Regions from separate parts of the Homo sapiens genome. Here all the other regions are linked to region 1. Evidence: chromatin contacts called from ENCODE Hi-C or POLR2A ChIA-PET data. All regions are on one chromosome and are shown on one strand. Each heading gives the region's core, a stretch centred on a gene start or an enhancer-like site at or near the end of the contact. The rest is flanking DNA. Distances are from core to core; before and after follow the strand shown. Region 1 holds the start of RANGAP1 (Ran GTPase activating protein 1). Region 2 holds the start of TNRC6B (trinucleotide repeat containing adaptor 6B). Region 3 holds the start of RPL3 (ribosomal protein L3). Region 4 holds the start of MIEF1 (mitochondrial elongation factor 1). Region 5 overlaps LOC101927344 (a long non-coding RNA gene).

What was found. A loop is a pair of places that touch in the nucleus more often than their neighbours do. ChIA-PET counts read pairs that join two places held with the same protein, here RNA polymerase II (POLR2A). Pooled maps may share reads with other maps.
Region 2: a map of B cell shows a loop between it and region 1 (11-fold over the local background). The contact joins the promoter of TNRC6B here to the promoter of RANGAP1 in region 1. A Hi-C loop is called at or near these places in 1 of 168 maps with a recorded cell type or tissue (B cell), 2 of 37 single-sample maps with no recorded cell type and 6 of 50 pooled maps.
Region 3: a loop to region 1 is called in a pooled map, with 12 times the contacts of the local background. The contact joins the promoter of RPL3 here to the promoter of RANGAP1 in region 1. A Hi-C loop is called at or near these places in 3 of 50 pooled maps. POLR2A ChIA-PET finds 5 or more read pairs at or near these places in 3 of 52 experiments (CD4-positive, alpha-beta memory T cell, HepG2 and activated CD4-positive, alpha-beta T cell).
Region 4: a loop to region 1 is called in a pooled map, with 12 times the contacts of the local background. The contact joins the promoter of MIEF1 here to the promoter of RANGAP1 in region 1. A Hi-C loop is called at or near these places in 1 of 37 single-sample maps with no recorded cell type and 4 of 50 pooled maps. POLR2A ChIA-PET finds 5 or more read pairs at or near these places in 1 of 52 experiments (WTC11).
Region 5: a loop to region 1 is called in a map of CD4-positive, alpha-beta T cell, with 19 times the contacts of the local background. The contact joins the enhancer-like site here to the promoter of RANGAP1 in region 1. A Hi-C loop is called at or near these places in 2 of 168 maps with a recorded cell type or tissue (CD4-positive, alpha-beta T cell and CD8-positive, alpha-beta T cell) and 8 of 50 pooled maps. POLR2A ChIA-PET finds 5 or more read pairs at or near these places in 5 of 52 experiments (CD4-positive, alpha-beta T cell, CD4-positive, alpha-beta memory T cell, CD8-positive, alpha-beta T cell and 2 more).

What each region holds. Positions count from the first base shown.
Region 1 is chr22:41,284,312-41,287,698 of GRCh38, reverse strand. It overlaps RANGAP1 (Ran GTPase activating protein 1), which reads left to right and starts at 1,512. Exons shown (of 16, transcript NM_002883.4): 1 at 1,512-1,713. RefSeq lists enhancers at 620-669, 990-1,059, 1,090-1,309, 1,740-1,809.
Region 2 is chr22:40,175,821-40,179,354 of GRCh38, reverse strand. TNRC6B (trinucleotide repeat containing adaptor 6B) reads right to left here and starts at 1,430. Exons shown (of 23, transcript NM_001162501.2): 1 at 1,215-1,430. The coding sequence starts at 1,219. RefSeq lists an enhancer at 1,542-1,591.
Region 3 is chr22:39,317,938-39,321,418 of GRCh38, reverse strand. It overlaps RPL3 (ribosomal protein L3), which reads left to right and starts at 1,796. Exons shown (of 10, transcript NM_000967.4): 1 at 1,796-1,824; 2 at 2,827-3,019. The coding sequence starts at 1,822. SNORD43 (small nucleolar RNA, C/D box 43) reads left to right here and starts at 2,306; the gene lies at 2,306-2,367. RefSeq lists enhancers at 139-1,027, 1,192-1,611, 1,028-1,917, 2,002-2,051, 1,918-2,807.
Region 4 is chr22:39,500,902-39,504,348 of GRCh38, reverse strand. MIEF1 (mitochondrial elongation factor 1) reads right to left here and starts at 2,059. Exons shown (of 6, transcript NM_019008.6): 1 at 1,912-2,059; 2 at 1-146. It overlaps LOC105373035 (a long non-coding RNA gene), which reads left to right and starts at 2,189. Exons shown (of 3, transcript XR_938263.4): 1 at 2,189-2,315; 2 at 2,757-3,085. MIURF (mitochondrial elongation factor 1 upstream open reading frame) reads right to left here and starts at 118. Exons shown (of 1, transcript NM_001414695.1): 1 at 1-118. The coding sequence starts at 118. RefSeq lists a silencer at 1,661-1,770 and enhancers at 1,278-1,777, 1,871-1,920, 1,778-2,279.
Region 5 is chr22:42,442,654-42,446,293 of GRCh38, reverse strand. It overlaps LOC101927344 (a long non-coding RNA gene), which reads right to left. Exons shown (of 6, transcript NR_188414.1): 3 at 478-592; 4 at 55-131. Among named protein-coding and RNA genes, the nearest start is that of NFAM1, 12 kb to the right of the region's middle. RefSeq lists enhancers at 1,161-1,927, 1,935-2,114. Within about 2 kb of position 1,738, at least 35 of the 41 ENCODE cell types and tissues checked have a DNase peak (open chromatin) inside an H3K27ac peak, as active enhancers do; they include CD4-positive, alpha-beta T cell and CD8-positive, alpha-beta T cell, where a contact is called at or near this core.

The DNA of each region.
Region 1 (3,387 bases), core at 263-2,762:
ATCTGTTTAACTTTTTTTTTTTTTCTTTTTTCAGTTTTTGAGACAAGGTCTTGCTCTGTCGCCAGGGCTGAAATGCAGTGGTGCAATCACGGCTCACTGCAGCCTCAAGCTCCCAGGCTCCAGATCCTCCTGCCTCAGGCCCTTAGCTGAGACTACAGGCTTGCACCATCACGTCCAACTAATTTTTGTATTTTTTGTCGAGACAGGGTTTGACCATGTTGCCCAGGCTGGTCTCACACTCTCTCGCCTATAATCCCAACACTTTGGGAGGCCAAGATGGGCAACAAGAGTGAAACTCCATCTCAAAAAAAAAAAACAAAAAAAAAACGCTGTTTGTGTTTTTATGCTTAAATTCACACCTACAGAAAAGTTGCAAAAATGTTCAAAGAACTCCCATATTCTTCAACCAGATTAACTGATTAACATTTTGCCACATTTGTGTCTCTGCTTTCTCTATGTATATGTATAGGTATATTTCTTTTAACCATAAAGGTTGCAGACATCATGTCCTTTTTGTCCCTAATTATTTCAGCATTTTTTTCCAAGAACAAGGGCAGTCTCTTACATAACCCTGTACCATAATCAAAATTAATAAATTTAACATTGATACAATACTATTATCTAATATAGTCAAGTTTTGCTGTTTCAGTATTGTCCTTTATAGCAATCCCCACCCAGGATCCGATCCAGGACCATGTCTTGCATTCAGTTGTCTTTTTCGTTTCCTGTAATCGGCAACAGTTCCTCAGTTTTTCTTTGTCTTACATAATACAGACATTTCCGGAAGGGTACAGATCAGTTATTCTGTACCATGTCCCTCAGCTTGGGTTTCTCATGATTAGACTAAGGTCATGCATTATAGACCGGACGGTGACGCCGTGTTTTTCTCAGTGCATCACACAGAAAGCGTGCGATGAATGTCAGCTTGTCCTGCTGTTGATGTTAACGTGGCCGTTCAAGTGGTGTCTGCGGAGCTTCTCTACGATAGTTACTATTTCCCCTTTTTAATTATCAGGTAATTTGTGCATATTTATGTGGAAGCCTTCGAATGCCCTTTCAGTTTCATGGGACGGAAAAGAGTCTTTTCTTTCGGGAAATGGATACCTGTGTCTTGCCCAAGAGACCCAGCAGCCAGCAGTACCTGTTATCAACAAAGTTACGCGAACAAAACCTTTCCGGAAGAGCTGAGGGACCTGGGTGCAACGCATTCTGGGAATTGTAGTCTCTGGGCGCTCCCGGCTGAACACCTCCCTGCGGTCTCTGCGAGAAAGAGCCAGAAGCCACCAGGGGAGGGCGAAGAGGAGGGCGGTGGAGGACGCTCTGCGCGCGGTGCGCCATGGGACGGGTAGTTCGCGGTGCGCGCCCCATCGCGCTCCCAGATGGGGAACCGGACTACTCTACCCGAGAGGCCGCGCGAGCGGGGCGAGGGCAAGCCGGCCGGGGCCTCGAACAAATCAAATCGAAGCAAAGAAACTGCCGGCTTTCAAAATCCTCCTCCTCCGCCATCATCCGCCGCGGTGCGGAGAGCAGGTGGTGCTGGAAGCGCGTGAGGCCGGGAGCTCGAGAGAGCTAACAGACTAGCCGGCTGGACATCTGGACCGCTGGATCCGGAGGTGGCGACCCCGGCCTGACCCGGACCCTAAATCCGTCCCCGCCCCAGAGGGCGGAGGCGCGCGCTCGATTCCCCCCACGCGGCGGCGCCGCCTGTTTACGGTAGAGTCAGGGTCCCTTTCCTTTCCCCGTCACCTGCCTGGAACAGGGGTGCGGGGCGAGGAGGGCGTGGCGCCCGTGTGCGCCTTCTGCCTGCCCCCTCGGCCTTCTTCACTTAGCCTTCGACGGCCGAGCGCCCCAGGGGTGGCGGTGGGAGTGGGGTTGTTGAGCGGCGCTGGCTCCTTTCACAAATGGGGAAACTGAGGCTTAAAGGGCGTCTGACTCGCCAGAGCAGCTCAGCCTGCAGCTGCTAGCAGTGGCGTCTCATATTAGCATTGTTGTCAACCGGAGGCGGTGCGAGTCCGCCGGGGATTCCAGATGGGGCTCCTGCGCCGCCCGCCTATCATTTGCGGCCTGTATTCGCGCGTCGCTCCCGCAGAGCCACCTCCCAGCAGGCCCACGCCCGCGGGGGCCCCGGGCTGGCGCCGCTGTCCCTGGAATCGATGTGAGTCACTGCTGACGCTTTGCAGGAGCATGCATCTCACCTCAGAAAGTCTCTGACGTTGCTGCGGAGCGGGGAGAGGATGTTTCTCTATTAGCCCTTTGCTTTTGCTCTGGCGCTGATCCTTTGCTGACCTTGGACAAATCAATTTACGTTTCTGTGCTCCAGTTTCTTGGTTTATAAAGTGAGTGTGGAGGGGTGCATCTCTGTCTCGCTCTCTCTTGGACTGAGGAATGGGCCCCCGTTCAGCTGAGAAGTTCTGTCCCTATTCTATCTGGAGGCTTCACCACCACCTTTTACCCTCAAATTGTCCCATCTCAGAACTGCAAGAGATGCTGGGGTTTCAGGTTAATTTTTTTGTTGGTTTTTCTTTAAATTTTTTTATCTTTTTAGAGACGGTCTCCTTCTGTCACCCAGGCTGGAGTGTAGTGGAACGATCACCGCTGAACTGCAGCGTCGGCTTCCTGGGCTCAAGCGATCCTCCCACCTCAACCTCCCAAGTCATGGGGACTACAGATGCCATCACACCTGGCTAATTTTTAAATTTTTCTGTGGAGACAGGGTCTCATTCTGTTGCCCAGGCTTGTCTCGAACCCTGGTCTAAAGTGATCTTCCCGCCTAGCCTCCCAAAATGTTGGAATTACAGGTGTGAGTTATTGCACTGGGCTGGTTTCTGGTTAATTTATTTTTTGAAACAGGGTCTCCAGAAGTACAGCAGCAAGATCTCAGCTCACTGTAGCCTCCACCTACGGGGCTCAAGTGATCCTCCCACCTTACATCCCAGGTAGCTGGGACTGCAGGCACCTGCCACCACACCCAGCTAGTTTTTGTATTTTTAGTGGAGACAGGGTTTCGGCATACTGCCCAGGCTGGTTTCTAACTCCTGTGCTCAATCGATCCGCCCACCTCAGCCTCCGGAAATGCTGGGATTGCAGGAGTGAACCATTACACCCGACTCTGGTTAATTTTTTTTTTTTTTGAGACGGAGTTTCACTCTTGTTGCCCACGTTGGAGTGCAATGCCACGATCTCAGCTCACCCCAACATCTGCCTCCCAGATTCAAGCGATTCTCCTGCCTCAGCCTCCTGAGTAGCTGGGATTACAGGCATGTGCCACCACGCCCGGTTAATTTTGTATTTTTGGTAGAGACAGGGTTTCTCCATGTTGGCCAGGGTGGTCTCGAACTCCCGACCTCAGGTAATCCACCCACCTCAGCCTCCCAAAGTGCTGAGATT
Region 2 (3,534 bases), core at 181-2,680, 1.1 Mb after region 1:
TAATTTACCCAGGGGTGGGGGCAATTTACCCGCCACATCACAAACTACAATCCTTTCAGCCCACCAGACCGAGAAGCATTACATCACACTCTCACAATGATAGGGGGAGGAGGCTCTGAGAAAGCAAGTTTTCAGCTTTCTTTCCTCCCTGCTCTCAGGCTTCCAGAATCCTGCATTAGGAGTAATGGAATTTAACTTCAGGCACTGCACAGCTTCAGGGGTTACTAACAATCACATAGACTGCTACTTATACATGTGACCCTAAATGACCACTTCGCAGTGGATACATGGCCGAAACAGGCAACCACACACTCACACGATGAATTTATGCTGAAAAACTCAGTTTTGCATCTGTGTAAAATTAAACAAAAATTTTATTTCGTGAGGAATGAAGAAGGCTAATACACAGGGAGAACTGATAAAGAAATAATTTCTAATCGCGGTGAATAGCTGTTCATATCTTTAAAACACCATGTTTACAACATAGTCCTACCCTTTGGTTGAATCCAGGATCAAAATAAAAGCGCATCTGGCTGCACATTTGAGAACACACACAGAGACCCAGTGCAAATGAGCGCGCGCAGAAAGGAGAGGGGTGAGCCACATATTGCTTGGGAGGTTTTCAAGCAGGGGAATCTACAAACCCCAAACCTCCTGGTGTTCACCCGCCCCCAACCTGATGTTTAAAATGTATTAGGTCTTACTTTAGGTTTTACATCTCTCTAGGAAGGAGGGCCCAGTTTAAAAAATAAAAAGATAGAAAAAGGCTTTCCCGTTCTAGGGCTTGCCCTCCCAGATCCTTTGTCGGCCTTAGCAGCCGAAAGAATGCAAACCCATTTATATTTATGCAAATTTTTGCAGCAGATTTAAGGGGGGAGGGGGAGGTCTGTGTTTTTTAAAAACCTCTTTCTAAATAGCAAATTTCCAATTACTCGCAGCTTCATTTATTGCAAGATAGAAACGATGATGAAAATCTGCATATACATTAAAAGTGCAATTAAATCACTTCAAAATCTAAATATTTTACCACGTCTTTTCCATTTCTAAAATGCCGAACCAAAGTACATCACGGGTCTGATTTACACAGATCCACGAAATGTCTGAAGCCAGTCTCCATGCTAGACAAATGTCGATTTGCAACACCACCAGTGAAAACGGTTAGACAAGATCCATATAAATCAATTGGTTAAAAAAAATTGAAAATATTTACCAACCTCATAAAGTGCAGCAGTGCTTAAATCCAGCAAATTGAGGCATACAAGGTAGAAATGGAAATGAAAAAAGGTCCAAAAAATGAATTCTTTTTGTCTATCTGTTTTTTTGTATTTTAAATATTCAGAAACCAGCAGAGACTCTGTCGGCCATTTTGGCTTGAACTAACTCTCTCTCACACACTCTCCCTCTTGCTCTCTCTCTCCCTCTCTGTCTCTAAAGGAAGCAGCTTTTTGTGACCTTCAAATAGAGGCAGATCATGTGACTTCGGGTAGGTTTGTCAATCAGGAAAGGGGAGGGAGCTGGAGCTGAGACTGCCTTAAAGGGGAAGCAGCCCTTTTCCACTCACTTTCATTTGTGAAATGCTGTTATCTCATACTCTCCGCCTACAGACACTGCATGTGAAAGTGGCAACAGCATAAGGGTAACAGATGAACAAAACAGAAAAACCTTTATTGGTTTATAGAAATATGCTCAGTTGCTAACGATTCTTACAGCTCCTGGATCTTCTCCTGGCTCGCTTGCTAGTTATTCTCTAGATGTTTGGGCAAGCACAGGCTGGCAAACTGCTCTGTAAAAGGGGCTGAAACACAGCTCTACCAAACAAGAGGCTTTAGCTTTGAAAGAATGAGGTGAAATACAGGGCACGACTGATCTCTAAGAAACTCCTAAAATGTATAGAAAAAGACTGAAAGAAACGCACAAAAGTATAAACTGAACTGCAATTCAGAAAGGTTAAGTGACTTATCCCAAATCACACAGCTGAACAGCTGCAGAAGAGGGACTGGTTTCCCAATTCTGAACTCTACACTTATTGTTTTGCCTGTATGTGTGTTCAGTACCTCCTCCCCCAAACCCAAATAAAAACTATGCTTCAGCACTGCAAACGGAGTTTCTCTGGGCTAGGGCAGGTCTGAGTCATCTTTAATCCCCTCCCCCACCGCAGGAGGTAGCTCTGCAGCTGAGGGAGCCTAGGCACTAAATTAAAACCTACCTGGTTTCCACCACTCCTAATCCCTTCTCCTTCGCATATACATCTCCACTCCTACCCACTTAAGAAACCCAAGCTCGGTTTGCATCTCCAGCCCCCGCGGCTCACAGGCCGTGTAACTTCACTGCTAACAGCAAGTAAGTAAGTCCCTTACCCATCCTCCCACCCTGCCTGGCCTCCGTTTTCTCATTGGTAGCCGGCGGAGATTGGGCTTCCCTAGATGGTATCTTTGGTTTCTTTCACCTCTGAAACTCTGCACTTGGCTTCTTTGAGTAGTTCTGTTCATCTTTTCCTGGCCATCTCAAAAGTTCGCCTCCACCCTGGGAAGGCTTCTTGACCCTCGCAGTCCAGACCAGGCCCTCCTGTTAACACTCCCATAATATCCTTTACTACTTCTTCAGAGCAATGGTCATAATTGCAATTTATGAAAGAATGTGCTTAACATTAGTCTTCCCCAGGAGACTGTAAACTGTATAAGGAAAAACACCACGTCTTCACTGCTCTGTGAGGCTCCACACCAAACACCACATAGGAGGTAAATAAATGAATAAATCAATGACTTGGACCCTATTCAGAAGGGCTGGGCTGAGTAGGAGGAAATCTGCCACCTGAATATAAAAAATGTAGGGGAATGAGGGTCACATAGTTCCCAGAAACTCGCATTCATCTATGTTTTAAGGACGGCTTCAGGAAAGAAAGTAACTAAAATGGTAAAAAGCGCATGAGGCCGGGTGCGGTGGCTCATACCTGTAATCCCAGCACTTTGGGAGGCCGAGGCAGGCAGATCACCTGAGGTCGGGAGTTCGAGACCAGCCTGACCAGCATGGAGAAACCCCGTCTCTACTAAAAATACAAAATTAGCCAGCGTGGTGGCACATGCCTGTAATCCCAGCTACTAGGGAGGCTGAGCTTAGCAGGAGAATCGCTTGAACCCGGGAGGCGGAGGTTGTGGTGAGCCGAGATCGCGCCATTGCACTCCAGACTGGGCAGCAAGAGTGAAACTCCATCTCAAAAAAAAAAAAAAAAAAAGTGCATGAGAATGCCCTGTGACTATCGACTCCACCTATCTCTATAAGCCAGAAAAGGGAGGATTCCCTAGTGTGCTTCTCCCATAAACTAGGCTGCCATGCCAGCCAGCAGACAACTGATGGATTCTAGAAACCCGGCTTTCCTTGAAAAGGAACCTACGAATGCTTGTAAAATCCCACAACACTTGTTGTCATCCTGGCTTCTGGGTCTTTATACAGTCTCCCGCCTTTGCTCTTTCCACTCAGATATGACGACAGGAAAGGAGCTGTTTCATGGCAGGCAAAGGCCAATGCCTGGACAAT
Region 3 (3,481 bases), core at 547-3,046, 2.0 Mb after region 1:
CAAAAAGTAAACTGATGCATTTTTTGAGCAGCAAAGTCAGCCTTGAACTGATGTGAGTCTATTTATATTTGTCCCACTCCATGTGAATATTCATGTTTCCTTACGGAATATTGTTTTTCTTTAAAAAGTGCTGTATTACATAATATACAGTATGTGCACCATATTACCTTTCTAAAAATCAAAAAATGCTCAATTTTGAAACATATGTGGCCCCCAGGATTTCTAATAATGGATTGAAGATCTATCACTTATGTCCTTCGGGAATGGTGTGAGGATTGAGATAATTTTTTTTTTTTTGAGCTGGATTGCACTGGCGCAATCTCAGCTCACTGCAAACTCCGTCTCCCGGGTTCAAACGATTCTCCCGCCTCAGCCTCCCAAGTAGCTGGGATTACAGACGCACACCATCGTGCCCCGCTAATTTTTGTATTTTTAATAGAGACGGGGTTTCGCCATGTTGCCCAGGCTGGTTTCGAACTCCTGACCTCAGGTGATCCGCCCGCCTCGGTCTCCCAAAGTGTTGGGATTACAGGCGTGAGCCACCGCGCCTGGCCGAGAGAATGCTTTTCAAACGACGGTGGGAGCAAAGGCCAGGCCCAGAATTAAAGAAGATGACAGGGTGGGACAGAGGAAGCAGGTGATATGAGAGCGTGTGCTCTGGCGCAGCCATGAGGCTGAAGTAGACGGTTAGGGGAGCGTCTTTGGTGGCCGCTGAAGTTGATGCTTAATTCCGAGGAAACAACGAGGCGGCCATGGAAAGTAACGAGATACTTGATTCTTAGAAAGATTTGTAGGGGGCCAGGCGCGGTGGCTCACACCTGTAATCCCAGCACTTTGGGAGGCCGAGGCGGGCGGATCACGAGATCAGGAGTTCAAGACCAGCCTGGCCAACATGGTGAAACACCGTCTCCACTAAAAATACAAAAAAAAAAAAAAAAAAAATTAGCCAGGCATGGTGGCGCATTCCTGTAATCCCAGCTACTCGGGAGGCTGAGGCAGGAGAACTGCTTGAACTGGGAACCGGTAGGCGGAGCTTGCAGTGAGCTGAGATCGCGCCACTGCGACAGAGCGAGACTCCGTCTCAAAAAAGAGATTTGTAAGGGACCAGCCTGGAAGCAGGGAATCGGTCAGGATCCGAGTCACCCTGGAGCCTAGGCAGAGATCAGCGAAAGCCCTCGCTGATGCATAGGTCTGGAAGGCGTGGGGCTCCGGGAGGCTGAGCAGCTGGACTCGGCATGACCAGAGGTCGTGAGGCCGTTCCGCAGGCTTGGGACGCTCCTGACCCTCAGAATCAAGCGCGGGCCACTGCATTAGCATGGGAGAAATGGCAGAGATAGGGCTTGAGGGAGGGATGCCCGAGATTAAAGGTATTAAAGGTAAATTGGTGTCGCCGCAAAACCAGCGTGGGAGCCAGGAAACGAGAGTTTCAGTCTTTCTTCGCTAATTCCAGAGATAGCTGCATATCACAGGAGGAGAAGCGACGCAGCCATTTTTCTTCGTTATTATCAAATTTGGCTGCTGCCGGACGCCGTAGATTTGTGGCTCACCCACCCTTAGCCCACCTCTCCGCGGCTTTTCACTAAGTTTGAACCCGACCCCTCGCCGTAGAGTGTGTAATTTCTGTCTCCGAAGCTGACGTCAACTTCTGAACGAAAGCTAGGAGCGGAAGAGCGTGCGTGGAAATGGCGCTCGGTACGTGCCCCCGACCTGTCGTCTGCCGCGGGGGCGCGCTCGCACGCCGGAAGGGGCGGGGCCAGATTTGGCTTTATATAGCGGACCCGTAAGGCCGACCGGCCTCTACCGGCGGGATTTGATGGCGTGATGGTATGTGTTGTAATGGCGGCCGTTTCATTGTCACCGGCGTCGGCACGGCTGAATCCGCGACGCATCGCCGCCATCCCGTCTTGGCCGGCGCCGGGGGTTTGCTTTAGGGGCACGGGCGACCCAGCGGGGACTTCAGTCTGGCCTATTTTCTGGAAAGTCGAGAGGCTTGTGAAGAGCGCTTGGAGGACTGGCTTTGGGCCTGCAGGTCGGCCAGAGAGAGGCCGTAAGGGTGGGAGCAGGCTTGGAGGCCCGGCGTTTTTAAAGCCATGAGTCATTTCTAAGTTTCGACCTCACCAATTCTATCATTAGTTGGGATTAGGGCCCATAACCTGCTTGTCTGGGTAGAAGGACCTTGGGTGGAGGTTCTCGGCGCCGTTCTCATTGGGAGGTAAAGAAGCTTGGGGGAGGGGAGTGTTGTGGAGTCCTCCTGAATATCTGGGGCCGCTGGTGCACTCCGAAGGCCTCTGGAGCTCGCAGAAACCACAGATGATGAACTTATTGACGGGCGGACAGAAACTGTGTGCTGATTGTCACGTTCTGATTTGGCTCTGCGGAGTTCTTTGGCCTGTGTGTATCAGTGTAATTAGTGTCCGGGCACCGGAGGCAGCCTATAGCTTAACATTGCTAGCTGCTACCCAGCGTTTGTCCCGGGAGTCCCTTTCTTTAGCGGTCAAAACCTTGCTAATTGGCATATAAAGCTGCCTGTTAAGCAGTTTTTAGTGCCACTACTTAGTGTATTTTTGTGTGGTTAGATAAAAAAAATGGGTCGTTTTCTTACAGGTTGAGAGGATTTGAAATAAGATTCAGCTTAAATTTTGTCGAATACAAAAGCATTCTTGACACGTGCGAGCCTGGAAGAGATAATGACCTTTTTATTCGGCTTGCTGGGTGTCTGGTCAGGATTCTTCAGTATTGCTGAGATTTGGAACTTAAGCAGCTGGGAACTAGAGAAGGGGGCACTGCTTTGGTTTGGGTGCTGACGGTGATTTTTTTCCCACCTAGTCTCACAGAAAGTTCTCCGCTCCCAGACATGGGTCCCTCGGCTTCCTGCCTCGGAAGCGCAGCAGCAGGCATCGTGGGAAGGTGAAGAGCTTCCCTAAGGATGACCCGTCCAAGCCGGTCCACCTCACAGCCTTCCTGGGATACAAGGCTGGCATGACTCACATCGTGCGGGAAGTCGACAGGCCGGGATCCAGTATGTACAGACATCCTAAAAGTTGGGGGAATAGGAGTGGAGGGGGAGGGAAATTGTAGAGATGGAGTCAAGCTGTTAGCAGAGGGCAGACTTTTTTTTTTAAGCAGGAGTTACACGTTGTCAGAACTGCTGCGACAGCAGAATGGGAATGCTTAACTTGAAAACTAATATTCCAAGGCTACAGATGGTCAGCACTGTTTGCTTTAGGTGCGGTGTGGGGTATTGATTTCAGAGCATAGTAAATTTGCCAGGAACCTTAGCAAAGAGAAGTTAACACTAGTGTGGGGGGTTGGAGCTGCTGAGGCTGGCATAAGAACTGCCTCATTCATGTTTTTTTCACCTGAAAGCTTGAATAATGGCCACTTACCTGTGTGTGTTCTACTTAGAGATGTCTAACAGCACTGGTTGCTGAGCCATGGAGACATTAATGTTAGGCAGTTGATACTGACTAATCTCTGAGCT
Region 4 (3,447 bases), core at 810-3,309, 1.8 Mb after region 1:
GGAATTCACGGCGGATGGAGGCAAAGTAGAAGTCTCGATCAGTGTAGCGAAGCTGTCGGCCCTGGCGCAACAGAGCCCGATAGAGACTCAGCACCGCCTCTCGGCTCCACGGGGCCATGGGGGACTGGCAGGGGCTGGGTGTCACACTATAAACAGAAGGAAAGACATACAAGCCTAGTATCAGAATTAATAACAAAAGGACCTGTAGAGACTATGTGAGGGCTTTTTAATCCAAGTTCCAGAGACCCCCCGCTCCAGGTCACCGTATGACTTAATGGCAAGACTAGAACTAGAGACCCCAGCCTCTGGATGCCCATTCTGGAAACATACAGGTTGTGGTTCACCAGGGCTCAAATCCTGGCCCTGCCACTTACTTGCCATATGACTTTGGGCAAAGGACTGAACCCCCGCTGAGCACCAGCTTCCTCACTTATAAAATGGAGATTAGGATATTATGGCAATAGTACCTACCACATAGGATTATTTTGAGAACTGTGCACGTAATGAACGGTAATAGAACTTCACCACAGGGGGTGATCTAGGAGGGTTGAAGACAAGCACTCAGCCATACTTGAATCCTGGCACCAGCACTTACGAGCTGCATGACCGTGGGCAAGTCTCCTAACCTCTCTGTGACTGTCTCAGTTCCTCATCTGTGAAGTGAGGATAAAAATCATATTTTGCCCATACGGTTGGCATAAGCACTAAATGAGTTTAATGTATGTGAATATGTTTAGAACAGCACTTGGCACACACGAAGCACTCTATCAACAGCAGATATTATTAGTAGCACCTAGCCAGGTTTGTAAATGCTCAATAAATAATTACATTTAAGTATAAACTGCCACTGCCTTCCTTCAGTAACAATAAACCCTTACACAAGCATATCTGTAAAGTGCTTTGTTGCCCATGACCACATTTAAATTAAGAATCTAGAAGGTGGTCAGGGTTCTTAGTAACAGTAAATGCTTATTGCATTATATTGCACTATATACAACGTGCAATGTTCGAAGCATGTCTCACATAACAACTCATTCTGTCAGCTACCCTAGGGGTCAACATTACCCCATTTTAAGTGGAGGAAACAATCTCCCAGAGGGAAGTAACTTGCCCGCGGGCCCACAGCTGTCAAGGGGAGGGCTGCACTCCTGACCCCAACTCTGCCTGCCTCTGGAATGAGTTACCCTTTGCTGGAGCCGGACCGTGTGTACAGCACTTCTGGGTGCTCCACGAACTTTCCCAGCACAGCGCTTGGCACATACAAGGGGCTCAAAATTATGCGTAACGGAGAGAATTTCACAACGTCCCTATGTGGAAGAAATGATCACCTCCGTTTCAGAAATAAAGAAATGACACCAAGTGGGGGAAGTATTTGGCTGGAAAAAAAGATTGGACTTTGGGCCCAAAGTCCGCGAGCCCTTAGCCTCCGGCCTTGCTAACTTCCTGCGCAAGCTTGAGCAAGCCACCATCCCTGCCCATTTTTCCTCAACTGTTTAAGAGATCCCTCGGCCCTAAGGACCTCCCGATGCAGAAAATCAACAGAAGTGTTTGATGCTGTAAAAGGCGACTGTCACGGCGAGGGCTGTAACTACAAGGTCGCTGGGCGACTGGGCGGCTGAGCCCCAGCCAGTCTGCACTTCACCAACCGTGGGGGCCGGGCCGGGGTGCGGAGGCCCAGAGGCCAGGGCAGGCCTGCTTCGGGGCACTGGAGGTCTCCGAGGTTGGGGCGGGGCGGGGCAGCCGAGGGGTCTCCCAGGGGAAAGTCCAGGGCGGGATGGGGCGAGACCCCCGGCTGCATGCTGGTATCCTGACTCCGGGCCGCATGCGAGGCGCCGGCAGCAGCCTGAGAGGAGGCGCTGCAACCTCCCCGCCGCCCAGCCGCCGGCGGCCCTCATTCCTTCTCTCACTCACCCGCAGGCCGTGCGCGCTACCACTCCGCAGGACTCGCCTCTGGCCGGGTACCTCTCCCCGGGTCACCCATCAACATGGCCCCTTCACTTCCGGGACACGACCTTGCGCACGGAGCTGCGAAGGGGCTGAAGGGAGCACGAGGGCGAGTGGAGGCGGAGGGACTTCCGGTCTTCTCCAAGCTCTCTCTCGGGCCCCGCCCCCTGCGCATGATTCCGCCCCCCAATCCTGAGCCCCGCCTCCGTGTGTGACCTCACCAAGGGACTGGCCTGCAGAGGCCACTCGCGCCCCGCCCCCAGAGGACTCCGGTGTCCGGGTCCGGCTGTGGGTACCGGGGTGGTCCCGATGCTGGCAGAAGTTCAGAGGGCAGGAGGTAGCCTCGCTGTCCAACAAGGCTGCCGCACCGGGTAGGCCCCTCACCTGCTGGCAACCCCTTAGCCTGTCGGGGTACCTGGCCAGCCTCCTGTACTGTATATGCTGATCTCTGGCTGGGGCCCTGGGGTACCTGAGGGAATTCTAACACTAATATTCAGAGCTCCTCAAAACCCATTTTCTCAGATCGCCTTCTTTTCATCCCTCCATGCTGTTCCTACTCCCCAGGCCCCATGGCTTCTGGCAAACTCCTACCCTTCCTTCAAAGTCTACCTCAAATGCCCCCCTTCACTGGGAAATCTCTCCCAGCCCCTTCCTCGCCTCCCTCTAACACACTCACGTGCCTTCTTTGGGCCCCACGGAAATGTCTGCACATCTTACGCCTCATAATCTGTTCAACAACAAAACGTATTTCTTGGCGCCTACCATATGCCAGGCACTGTAATTTATCCATTTGCTTCTCTGTCTCTCACTAGATTTGAGGACGGAGGCCGTGTCTCTATGGAAGCTCCCTCCCCCAACTGCCTCCCTCCATGCCTGGCTCTGCCAAGCCCAGGGCCTGGGGCTTTGGAGTCCGGGGCCACCGGGGCCACCGCTGGCTCCTAGTTCCAGTTCCACCACTTAGGGACAGCTGCCCTCTGCCAAGTTTCCTAACCTCACCCAGCCTTGGGGCTGTGGTGAGGATTAAAAGGTAATATCTACCAGTAGAGGGGTGGGCAATTGCAGAATAGTCAGGCTATCTGATAAAAGGACGAGAACCAGGAGAAGAACATTGCAGGGAAGAGCATTTCAGGCCTCCCCCCAGGTAAGCCTTTAAGCTCAGCGTGGTCTAGGAGCCACAGGGAGAAAGCCAGTGCTTTCGCAGCTGAGTGAGCAGGAGCTGGGAAAGAGGCCAGAGGGGAGGCCCTTACCAGAACTGGGAGGGAGATGGCGGGTGCAAAGGAACCACAGCAGGGTTCAGAGCCAAGAAGTGCTGGGATCTGACTTCCCTTTCAATGGGATCTGTCTGGCTTGAGAATAACGGAATGGAACCAGGGCTGAGGCAGGGAGACCAATCAAGAGTCTGTTGCAGGGCTGGGCACGGTGGCTCACGTCTGTAATCCCAGCACTTTGGGAGGCTGAGGTGGGCGGATCTACTTGAGGTCAGGAGTTCGAGACCAGCCTGAC
Region 5 (3,640 bases), core at 489-2,988, 1.2 Mb before region 1:
GGAGCTGGGGGGGTGAGCTGGAGCTGCCACTTAGCGGCAGAGTCACAAACTCACCGTTCCTAATGAAGCCCGTCGCTTCTCCCTCCTCTTCCTCCCAGCAATGTCCGCAGTGGTGCCTGCGATGAAAGAAGCTGACCCAAGACATAGGAGGGAGGTGATTATGGGTTTAGAAAAGTCTTGACAAAAACATATCCTTTTATGACTGGGGTGGCTCTGTCAGGCTCTGCTGGCCCAGCATCCTCCCCACAGCCCACCCCAGCCAGAGGAACAGTCTCCTGATTTTCCTGTGGGGACTCCTGTCCTCTCAAGGTCACTTAGTTGAGCAGGGTTGTCCCTACCCCCAGTTCCCTGTCCCTCTGTCTTCTTTCCACTGCAGGCCAGCCAGCAGAACCCTGCTTTTCTGAAGACCCTGACCAGGAGCTGCAGCCCCTCCTGGCCCTGTAGCCGCAACTGGCCCCATCTCTTGATTCCGCTTACCTGTCCGGCCCAGGCTGGAGCTACCCCACAGCTGCCAGGGCTGGGTCCTCCAGGCCACCTGCCCATGAACCAGCCAGGTGAGCACAAAGCACGTCTCCCCCACCCCGTCTTGGGTCTGTAGGGACAATAAAATGCCTGCCAGTGAAAAGGGCACAGTGAGGCTGGGTGCTGTGGCTTGTGCCTGTAATCCCAGCACTTTGGGAGGCCGAGGCAGGCAGATCATTTGAGGTCAGGAGTTCGAGACCAGCCTGGCCAACATAGTGAAACACTGTCTCTACTAAAAATAACAAAAATTAGCCAGGCGTGGTGTCTTGCACCTGCAGTCCCAGCTCCTCAGGAGGCTGAGGCAGGAGAGTTGCTTGAACCCAGGAGGCAGAGGTTGCAGTGAGCCAAGATCATGACATTGCACTCCAGCCTGGGCAACAGAGCGAGACTCCGTCTCAAAAAAAAAAAAAAAAAGAAAAGAAAAGAAAAAAAAGGGCGCAGTGCTGAGCCACGGATTATTTAAGATATCCTATTTCAGGAAAAACGAACAAGTCCAGATTCTCTTGGCTGTGGCTCCGTGGTTTATATGTTTGCAGAATCAGAAGAGTGAGTGACAAAGGTTACAGGTAAGCCTGCAGGAGTAGACACCTTTGGGGGAGAGATTGGAGAAAATGATTAGCTTTTTCTGTATAGATTTTTGGATTATTTCACCTTGTGAACTCTGATATTTGCTCTGACGCCAGCCACCCTCACTGGGTCCTTGGTTCTGCCCTGTTCTGTTCTGCATCCTTCTTTGCCTGTGGGGTTTCCGGGTTTCTATCCTGAGCTCCAAGCCAGGGTCCAACCCAGCAACCTGCGGCCCTGAGGCCCGTAGGTCCCCATGTGGGCACTCTTGACCTCCTAGGCTTTGCTGACCTACAGGCCTCCTCGCCAGTGACTCATGAACTTGGCTGAGGCACAGCTTTTCAGATCCTGGGGGGCCCCCCTCTCTCCTCTCCCACGGGGTTCTTATCAAGCTCAAGGGAGGAAATGGTTGACAAACGGTTTTGCTAAACTAGGATCGGTTACCCAATGGAGAAGCTTATTACTGAAGACGCTGATGAAGAACATTCGAGCAGCGCCCCATCAATCTCCTCTGCTGTCAGGAAGGCTGGGGGAGGGGCGGTGGGACCCAGGCCATCAGGAGCGGGATGCCACCGAGTTCTCAAAGACCTTGTCCGCCCTGGCCCTTCCTGTCCGGCCTCCAGGGGGCACCAGATCTCCACCCAGTGCGTGACCACCCCCTCCCCACCAATCCCTCAGCGAGATTCTAGCAGAGGGGAGAGAGCCAGGGGCCGTGGGGACCCAGGGGTGAGAAAGGGGCTGGCAGAGAGCAGGGAGTCCACCCAGGGTCAGGTTCAGGCCTGCATTGATGTGTGGCCAGGGTGCGACACAGAATTCTGCAAGATTCAGAACATCTCTCAATCACTACATTTTCAGAAAATGGATGAAAAGCTGATCAAAAAGACGTTTGATGCCAGGCTGAAGAGAAGCTGGATCTTGCACCATCGGGCTGGAGGCAAAGTGCGGGCTGGAGTTCCCCACAGCTGGAGCAGGAGTCCTCTGTAATCCATCAAGTCTGAAGCAGGAAATGCAAGAAGGCTCATGGCGCCTCCTCCCACGAGCCGCCCGGCTGCCGAGAGCCCGGGGTGTGGAGCGGCGGGTTCAGGCCAGGGCAGCGGGACTCTGGGAGCTGGGCTTGCTGGTCCAAGAAACTTGGAGCACAGTCAGGTTTGCAGTTCAGCTCAGAATCCTGATTCAGAAACACCACCCCTTCTCCATGCCTGGGGAGATAGGTGAACTCCCAAACGACTCCCGGGGCCACCCCAGCAAAACCCTAAATGACAGAATTGCCCAGACAGAAGCTGGCTGATCTGTTAGCGAGACTAACCCCATACTTGCCCATGCTCTCTTCTAGTTCACAGGGCACTTCCGTGGCAGGGGAACATGAACTATTCTTGCTAATGAGGCTGGTGAAGCTCACAGGACCTGCACTTGCCAAGGCCCCACAGTTAGGAAACGGCAGAGCTGGGCCTTTAACCCAGATCCCCTGCCTCCAAGTCCTGGAATGGTTGTTTCAGAGGCTGAGCCTTCTGAGTGAGATGAGAAAACTAACAGGAGTCTGGCTGCTGAATCCTCTTTGGGGCACTTTCTCTAGAACAGCCAAAAAGTGGTCCCCAGACTCCACTTGCTTGTATGTACCTGGTAAGTCAGTGCCATTCAGTAAAAAGAAAGTCTTTCTTTTTTTTTTTTCTGCTGAATTGCAATATGTAATTGCAATGTGTTCCTATGTCATATGTTTCTGTAAAGTTTGCAAAGGTGAGACATCAGTTAGTCACACCAAGCCAGCTTGGTGGCACAGCACATGCTTGTAGTCCCAGCTACTCAGGAGGCTGAGGTGGGAGGATGGCTTGAGCCCTGGAGTTCAAGGCTGTGATGAGCAAAGATTGCACCACTGTACTCCAGACCTGTCTCTAAAAAAAGAATCAAACCTGGGCAACGTAGTGATAGACTCTGTCTCTAAATATACACATATGTCTATGAATAAGGCTTTTAAAAATAATAAAAATAACTCAGCTAAGTCTCTTTCCACTCTGATTCCCCGCCTTCCCTGCTCCCATCCAGTTGGATGGTGTTGGACTGGCTGTGGGTATTTTGGGAGAAGTTGATATGGAAATAGTTCAGAATTCAGGGGTATTTCTTGTGGTTCATGGTTCTATCCATGTGTAGCTCAGTCGTTGCTGGCTGTCCGAGGGTACAGATGGCTTCCAGGAACAGGCTCACCAATGAATGAAGGAGAATGAATACAATGATCATGATGAAAAAAGATTTAAATTTCTTGCTGATTTGGCATAAAATGTTGAAACCAACAAAGACAACATAAAACTCAGAACAGGTCCCTGTGATGAGAGCATCAAAGCCTCGCGTGGTCACCAGTGTGGCCCATCCAAGGAGCATGTAAGGTCAGGTCCCACATGAGAAAACTTGACACAGCCATGCCCTGAACTCTTCCTGCTACCATATCAAAGAAATTTGATTGAAGTTTGTTTTCTCTATAGAATATGGCATTGCAAAATCCTTGTTGTACAAGGAAGCGATCAGGATATAGAAAAACATAGGGAAGCCAGGTGTGGTGGCT